3 separate regions of the Homo sapiens genome follow, and all the other regions are linked to region 2. The links are chromatin contacts, found by Hi-C or POLR2A ChIA-PET in ENCODE. All regions are on one chromosome and are shown on one strand. The core of a region is the stretch at or near the end of the contact, and the rest is flanking DNA. Distances in the headings are between cores, read along the strand shown.

What was found. A loop is a pair of places that touch in the nucleus more often than their neighbours do. ChIA-PET counts read pairs that join two places held with the same protein, here RNA polymerase II (POLR2A). Pooled maps may share reads with other maps.
Region 1: a loop to region 2 is called in a map of B cell, with 21 times the contacts of the local background. The contact joins the promoter of BCL7B here to the promoter of ABHD11 in region 2. A Hi-C loop is called at or near these places in 7 of 168 maps with a recorded cell type or tissue (B cell, CD4-positive, alpha-beta T cell, CD4-positive, alpha-beta memory T cell and 3 more), 13 of 37 single-sample maps with no recorded cell type and 17 of 50 pooled maps. POLR2A ChIA-PET finds 5 or more read pairs at or near these places in 21 of 52 experiments (A673, B cell, BJ and 18 more).
Region 3: a map of PC-9 shows a loop between it and region 2 (2.5-fold over the local background). The contact joins the enhancer-like site here to the promoter of ABHD11 in region 2. A Hi-C loop is called at or near these places in 1 of 168 maps with a recorded cell type or tissue (PC-9) and 1 of 50 pooled maps. POLR2A ChIA-PET finds 5 or more read pairs at or near these places in 5 of 52 experiments (HCT116, PC-9, WTC11 and 1 more).

What each region holds. Positions count from the first base shown.
Region 1 is chr7:73,556,251-73,558,950 of GRCh38, reverse strand. It overlaps BCL7B (BAF chromatin remodeling complex subunit BCL7B), which reads left to right and starts at 1,261. Exons shown (of 6, transcript NM_001707.4): 1 at 1,261-1,464. The coding sequence starts at 1,373. RefSeq lists silencers at 986-1,225, 1,276-1,385, 1,406-1,455, 1,476-1,925.
Region 2 is chr7:73,737,459-73,740,158 of GRCh38, reverse strand. ABHD11 (abhydrolase domain containing 11) reads left to right here and starts at 1,357. Exons shown (of 6, transcript NM_148912.4): 1 at 1,357-1,513; 2 at 1,696-1,831; 3 at 2,424-2,597. The coding sequence starts at 1,389. RefSeq lists enhancers at 244-900, 901-1,558 and a silencer at 1,237-1,336.
Region 3 is chr7:73,977,906-73,980,605 of GRCh38, reverse strand. No RefSeq gene overlaps it. Among named protein-coding and RNA genes, the nearest start is that of ELN, 49 kb to the left of the region's middle. RefSeq lists an enhancer at 1,193-1,487. Within about 2 kb of position 1,290, at least 5 of the 41 ENCODE cell types and tissues checked have a DNase peak (open chromatin) inside an H3K27ac peak, as active enhancers do.

The DNA.
Region 1 (2,700 bases), core at 12-2,511, 180 kb after region 2:
TCAGGAGTTCAAGACCAGCCTGACCAACATGGTGAAACCCCATCTCCACTAAAAATAAAAAAATTAGCTGGGTGTGATGGCGGACGACTATAATCCCAGCTACTCGGAAGGCTGAGACAGAAAATTGCTTGAACCCGGGAGGCGGAGATTGTAGTGAGCCGAGATCACACCACTGTACTCCAGCCTGGGCAAAAGAGCGAGACTCCGTCTCAAAAAAAAAAAGGCCAGGCGTGGTGGCTCACGCCTGTAATCCCAGCACTTTGAGAGGCCAAGGCGGGCAGATCACGAGGTCAGGAGTTCCAGACCAGCCTGACCAACATGATAAAACCCCGTCTCTACTAAAATTACAAAAATTAGCTGGGCGTGGTGGCACCCGCCTGTAATCCCAGCTACTCAGGAGGCTGAGGCAGAAGAACCGCTTGAACCCGGGAGGCGGAGGTTGCAGTGAGCGGAGATCACACCACTGCACTCCAGCCTGAGTCACAGAGCGAGACTCCGTCTCAATAAATAAACAAACTGGAAGCTCTTTGAAACCAAAACCACGTATGTCTTCAGCTTTAGGTACAGAGTCTTGCACAAAATAGACATCTTTTTATTTATTTACTTTAGAGACGGGGTCTCGTTTAGACATGGGGTCTCCATATGTTGCCCAGGCTGGAGTGCAGTGGCTATTCACAGGTGCGATCATATCATAGCTGACGGCAGCCTCAAATTCCTGGGGTCAAGTGATCCTCCCGCTTCAGCCTCCCAAATACTTGGGACTACTAGATACTCGAGAAAAGGCAAGAATGTGGTCTGAATGCTGGGAAAGCAGTTCATCTGGTAAAGAGAGGAGGGGATTCCAGGTGAGGAACAGGTGTGTGCAAAGACCGGAAGCCATCCTTAAGAAAGGCGTGGTTGGAGCACAGCGTAGGAGCCAGAGGGCAAAGGTGCTGGGCAGGAGAGGCGGGAGGACAGAGATGGCGCAGGAGTGCGGTTCCACAGGGTCAGGTTCCTAACACGCTGGCCAGAGCAGGGAGCCGACCTCCAAACTCTCAGGGAAGAGAACCAGGTTGCCCACCGGCGGCACCTCGCACCTCGCCCTGACCACAAGCACGTGCGCCCAACCCGCCTCGCACCCCGGCCCGGGTAGGGGGCTCAGGGGACTCCCGGGGCACTCAGGAGGGACGCCCCGGGCGGGGCGCGCAGGCGCGCTGAGGCCGTGAGCCCCAAGGGGCGGGCGGGTGCGCGCGCTTTCTCGCGCACGCGCGCACGGAGGGGGCGACGGCCGCTGTGACGCTGCGGCGGCGGCGGGCGGGCGGCGGCGCGTGAGGCGCGCGATCCCCGGTGTCTTGGGAGCAGTGCCCCGGCCCCCGCCGCTCCCGCCGCCGCCATGTCGGGCCGGTCGGTCCGGGCGGAGACCCGCAGCCGGGCCAAGGACGACATCAAGAAGGTGATGGCGGCCATCGAGAAAGTGCGGAAATGGTGAGGGGCCGGAGCTTAGGGGGCTGGCGGGGGTCGCGGATCCAGGCCCTGAGGAGCGTGGGACTGGCGGGTCAGGTGGGAGCCGACCGGCCGGCGCTGGGGGAGGGGGGTGCGGGAGAAGGCGGGAGGAGGGCGCCGCTGGCGTCGGCGTGAGGTCAGAGGGCGCGCCGGCCGCGGCCAATCAGCGGTCCTCCCGGCTCGCGGGCCCGCCCACCTGCTGCGGCTGCTGCCGCGCGCCGCCTGGGAGGGGATTCCGGCTTCCGGCCCGGACTGGAGCTGCCTGGCGTCGGTGCCCGCGCCCGGCCCAGCCCGGGGCCCGCCCTCCCCTCTTCCTGGGCAGTGGCCCCGCCTGCGTTTCCAGGCTTCCTCTTGATAATAGCGAGTAGCCCTGGAGTGGTGTCAGCCCGCCAGGCTGAGCGCTCTGCGTATTCAGGCGTTGAAGTTGGGTGAGTTTCTGGGTTAGTCCATCTGTCAAGGGAGCAAGCCTGGTGTCATCCAGAGGGATACCCCTCCCTTTCCCCCAGTAACCGGCCCCTGCGCCGCGAGCTTGGTAGGCATTTTCTCTTGCTGCCCCGGCGGCTGTCAGGAGAGTCCTTTGCAAACTATGTACCAGCCTCCCTCTAATTTCCCTGCTTCTGCTCTTGTTCATTCCCCAGTCCGTTCATCATTTGCACTGTGTGATTTTATTTTTCTCACTTCCAAGTAGCAGAGTGGTCTTTTTAAAGTGCACATCCTTACTTGGGAGGCTGTGGTGGGAGGATTGCTGGGACCCAGGAGTTGGAGGCTGCAGTGAGCTATGATCGTGCCACGGCACTCCAGCCTGGGCTACGGAGAGAGACCCCGTGTCTAAAATGTTCATGGAAGATGCCGATTGAGCCCCTGTTTAGTATCCGGAACTCCGATACATACTATATCGGTGTGTATCGGAGTCATCACATTAAACTTTCACAGCCAACTTCGTCAGCTCTTTTGTATAGCCAATTACTACTAATAATTTAAAAACCCAGGTCTGGCTAGGTGAGGTGGCTCAGGCATGTAATCCCAGCACTTTGGGAGGCTGAGGTGGGCGGATCGCTTGAGGCCAGGAGTTTGAGACCAGCCTGGGCAACATAGTGAGACCCCGTCTCTACAGAAAATAAAAGTTCAAGTAGATGTTACCTCCCGCCAGGAAGCTTTCCTTAACTCCTCCCATCCCTTTACCTCCTTTAAGGTCGTTGGTACGTTGGACTTTATTTG
Region 2 (2,700 bases), core at 108-2,607:
CACGATTCTCCTGCCTCAGCCTCCCCAGTAGCTGGGATTACAGGGCCGTGCCACCACCCACGGCAATTTTTTTTTTTTTTAAACGGAGTCTGTCTCCGTCCGGTAGGCTGGTGTGCAGTGGCATGATTTCCGCCCATTGCAACCTCCGCCTCCTGAGTTCAAGCGACTCTCCTGCCTTAGCCTCCCGAGTAGCTGGGATTACAGGCACCCGCCACCACGCCCAGCTAATTTTTGTATTTTTAGTAAAGACGGGGTTCCACCATATTGGCCAGGGTGGTCTCCAACTCCTGGCCTCAGGTGATCTGCCCACCTCAGCCTCCCAAAGTGCCGGGATTACAGGCGTGAGCCACCGCACCCGGCCTAAAAAAAAAAATTGTAACCATGATTCAGTAAAAAAAAAAAAAAAAAAAAAAATGTTAAAATTAGTCTGCGCCTGTAGTCCCAGATTCTCGGGAGGCAAAGGCGGGAGGATCGCTTGAGCCCAGGAGGTCGAGGCTGCAGTGAGCTACGGTCGCGTCACTGCACTCCGGCCTGGGCGAGGGTAAGACCCCCACCAAAAAAAAGTATAGGACTCGGGCAACTGGCTATCTGGAAGACAGACAGCACCCCAGCAGGAGGTGGGGTGTGGAGAAGACCTTGAAAGGCAGGGTGCCTGATAGGGGAGTATGAGAATGGGGAGTATGGGCAGAAAAGCAGGTGGGATCAGACTGGGGGAGCCTTCCCCAAACGTAAAAGGGACGAAGGGGCTTGGGGAAGAGCTCTAGAGTGCCCCCGAGCTCCTTCTAGATCGACGACTCCAGGATGGGTGGGTGTCCGTGCTCCGCCCAACCTGCCCGGGCCCCCGGCAGTGGAGCACGGCGCCACCACACTGGCACTCCGCCGCCCAGAGCCACCCTGGCGCCGCTCGCCCCCGCCGGCGGCACAGAAACGATGGCAGCCACCCAGGTCAGTGAGCGATGGCAGGTGCGGGGCGGGAACCGAGCCCTAAGCTGCAACCAGAACCGAGCACGCACAGAGCGGCGCAGACCGAATTCCCAGATTCTACGCACCGCGGCGCTTCGCGAGGGGAGGGGCAAGCACCGCGGGTTGCCCAGCCTAGGGCGAGGCCAGGTGCGGCGCTCAGGGCGACCCGCGCAAAGCCTGCGGGGATTACGTAATGGCGTAAGGGGCGGGGATGGAGGCGGGGCCGGACTGTTCTCGGGGATACGTAAGGAAACGGGACCAAGGGCGGAGAATCCCGCGATGGGGGCGGGGAGAGGGCGGGGCTCAAGTCGGAACTGGGCGGGGCGGCTGAAGACGGAAATGGGCGGGGCTGCGAGCTAGGGCGGGAGAAGGAGCGCGGGGAGGACGTACCTTGTGAGATGCGAGCCGGCCAACAGCTTGCAAGCATGCTCCGCTGGACCCGAGCCTGGAGGCTCCCGCGTGAGGGACTCGGCCCCCACGGCCCTAGCTTCGCGAGGGTGCCTGTCGCACCCAGCAGCAGCAGCGGCGGCCGAGGGGGCGCCGAGCCGAGGTCAGTCAAGGGCACCGGGCGGGAGGCCATCCTCTGTCCTCCTTTTCCTGCCGGGCCCCGACGGCCCCATCTCCTCCCTTTGGGCCTGTCACCTCCCAGGCCTCTCCCCCAAAGCTCTTTCCCCCTACCCCTTTCCCCGTCTCCGCCGGCTCAGACTCTGACCTCGATCCTTCCCCTGCCAGGCCGCTTCCGCTTTCCTACAGGCTTCTGGACGGGGAGGCAGCCCTCCCGGCCGTCGTCTTTTTGCACGGGCTCTTCGGCAGCAAAACTAACTTCAACTCCATCGCCAAGATCTTGGCCCAGCAGACAGGCCGTAGGGTGAGCTTTCGAGTGGGCGGGGCTCCTTTGGGGCTGGGCGGGAGTGGGCGGGGCCTGAGAGGAGGCGGGGCAGGGGGGGTCCCGCTTCTCACGCTCACTTCCAGATCCCTCACTCTGAGTATGGACCCTGAACGGCAACCCCATTTATTCCCTCACGTTGCCATCTTCATTAATTCATGTTGTAGATCTCCATCGGGGCTGGCCCATGCCTAGGCGCCTGCACCCTTTCCATGAAGGGGCCTGCTTGTTCACTAGGGATGACCGGGAGCTCACCACCTCTTATGGCAGCCCATTCTTCTGTGCTCCTACTGTTGGAAATTCCTGGAGTCTCCTTCCTGGCATTCTCCGAGATTGCCACCCAGCCAGGCCAGCCCTTCAGAGACGTGGTCACAACCCTGGGGCCTGCTCTTCTCTGGCAGAGTGGCCCCAGGTTCTTCATCTGGGCCTCCTAGGTCTGGAAACTGGGCCCTTCCCCTCCACAGGGTGTATCCCCAGGCTCTCCACACCTTTGACCTGCTGTCCCTACAAGCCTTTGGCTGTCTACCCCCAGAATGGGGATATCAACGCAGCCCCGTCTCACCCCACTCCCCAGGTGCTGACGGTGGATGCTCGTAACCACGGTGACAGCCCCCACAGCCCAGACATGAGCTACGAGATCATGAGCCAGGACCTGCAGGACCTTCTGCCCCAGCTGGGCCTGGTGCCCTGCGTCGTCGTTGGCCACAGCATGGGAGGAAAGACAGCCATGCTGCTGGCACTACAGAGGGTGAGCCGCCCATGTCTGGGGCCTCCTCCCATTCAGTATATACCCTGAGGGCCCTGCAGGCAACCTGGGACTCACATGATCGTTGGATGACCAAGTTCAGGCT
Region 3 (2,700 bases), core at 41-2,540, 240 kb before region 2:
TTTTTGTATTTTTAGTAGAGACAGGCTTTCACCATGTTGGACAGGCTGGTCTCGAACTCCTGACCTCAAGTGATTCACCTGCTTCGGCCTCCCAAAGTGCTGGGATTACAGGCTGAGCCACCGCGCCCAGCCTACAACTCAAATCTAATCCTGTCATCCCCTGCTTACACTGTTGTCCCCAGGCAAACCTCAGCCCCTCTGGCCCAGCTTTGTAGATGACAACTGGCCAAAGTCCATGTCTCCAGCTTTCATCTCCCTGTTCTGTGGACACTAAAACCCATTTGCCAAACATATCAAACGTCTCTTTCGCCTGAGGGCTTTCCTTATGCTGCTGGTTCTGTCTGGAAGTACCACTCATCATCCATCTTTTCTGTCACTACAACCTTTTTTTTTTTTTGGAAACAGTGTCTCACTCTGTTGCCCAGGCTTGAGTGCAGTGGCGCGGTATCTTGGCTCACTGCAACCTCCGTGTACTGGGTTCAAGCGATCCTCCTGTCTCAGCCTTCTGAGTAGCTGGGATTATAGGCAGTCACTACCACACCTGGCTAATTTTTGTATTTTTAGTAGAGACGAGGTTTTACCATGTTGGCCAGGCTGGTCTTGAACTCCCGACCTCAGGTGATCCGCCTGCCTCGGCCTCCCAAAGTCCTGGGATTTCTACAAGTGAGCCACACGCCTGCTATACAACCTTTGGGGTTTGTTATAGGTCCTTCAGGGGTTAACTTAGAAGCTGTCCCCTCTTCCCACCCCAAGAGCCTTGGATAGGGCTGATGGTTCCTCCAAGCCCCAAGTCCTGCTGAACACTACTGAACACTGGATTTATTTATTTATTCATTTATTTAATTTGAAGGCAAAGTCTTGCTCTGTCGCCCAGGCTTGAGTGCAGTGGCATGATCCTGGCTCACCGCAACCTCCGCCTCCTGGGTTCAAGCGATTCTCCTGCCTCAGCCTCCCGCGTAGCTGGGACTACAAGCACTACCATGCCCAGCTAATTTTTTGTATTTTTAGTAGAAACGGGGTCTCACCATGTTGCCCAGGCTGGTCTCAAACTCCTGAGCTCAGGCAATCCACCCGTCTCGGCCTCCCAAGGAGCTGGGATTACAGGTGTGCGCCACGGTGACCCTGAACACTGGACTTAGAATGCTCTAGTATTGCCTGCCTGCTTCTGCCTCTTGACTGGGCTTCCTCCAGGCAAAGGCAGGTGTTCCTTCATTCTGAATGTCAATCAACATATTTAACCACCTGCACCACCCTTCCAGGCCATACCAGCTAATAACCAGCCCCGCCACTTGGTGGCAGCATGCAGCATGACGCAGATGAGGCTGGGGCCTGGCTGTGGAGTGAACGACCTTTGCACACCTTGCCCTGCATCAACCGCATGGCTGTTTCCCTTGGGAGCTCTTAGTGGGAGGAGGAGCTAAGGCTGGGAAGGGAAGCAGAAGCTGAGGTTTTGGCAACACAGATTCAGGAAGTTGGGGAGAAATGAGCCCAGAAGCTCAGAATGGGTGGGGTGCAGGGCCTGAGTTGGGACACAGAAGGCTAGCCCCAGGTCAGGGTTTGTGCCCCCATAAGGAGCTCCCACATGAGGCCCCGGGACCCGCCAGCAGCAGCAGGTCTTTTGCACCATCTCCCCAACGCTGTTTAGGCAAGGGGTGAACCTGAGGTCACCCAAAGCCTCCAGCCGCTCTCCCAAACAGCCGCCTACCACGGGGGACCCAGGAGGCCAAGTCAATAACCCGAAATCATAAAATCTCAAAGGCGTCGAGCATTTGGAAGGAGGAGCAGACGCAGCAAATGGGGCCTTTTCCCAGGCAGCTCGTGTGGAACAAGAGAAACAGATTTACGAGCGTCTGGTTGAAGCCAGGTTGGGGGGCGGGGTGGGGATGGGGGGTTTGGTGGAGACGCAGAACGTTTCTAGTGCACAGGAAGGATGATAAATGGGAATGAGCTGCACGGGCTCCATGGCTGTGGTTTAAGATGCGTGAAATGCAGGCTCTCTCTTTCGTGTGCTTTGTTACAGATTTGGAAGAACATAAATGTATGTATCAGTGTTTCATGGACTCTCCCAAGACCTGCAAACTCCGGTCCTCCTTCCTCTGAAAGGTGGGCCATCTGAGAGCGATGTTGGACATGGGTGTGTACCGGGGAGCACGGGCTGGTTGCCCATCCTTGGCCCTGAACTTGGACTCCCAGATGTAGCCACATGGCCCAGACCTCCCCCCGACCCGGCGGCACGGCGGCTTGAGAAAGGCCTGCCTCTGAGTCACAGGCAAGGCTCTAACGCTGTCTGTGGACTCTGGACTGAGACCCACAGGCTTGAAGGGGAAAGGGCACCCAGTTTACAGTCATGTTCATGCACACGCACACCTGCACACGCACACACCTGCACATGCATGCCTGACCACACATGCCTCCACATGTACACCTGCACGCACATGCCTGCACACACGCTTGCAAACGCACACCTGCACACACAATCTGCACACGCACACCTGCACACACATGCCTGCACACACACGCTTGCAAACGCACACCTGCACACACAATCTGCACACGCACACCTGCACACACATGCCTACACACACTTGCACACGCATGCCTGCACACACACTTGCACACACATTTGCACACGCACGCCTGCACACACATGCCTGAACACACACACCTGCACACTTAAACTCTTCCTGGTGCCAGATTTTG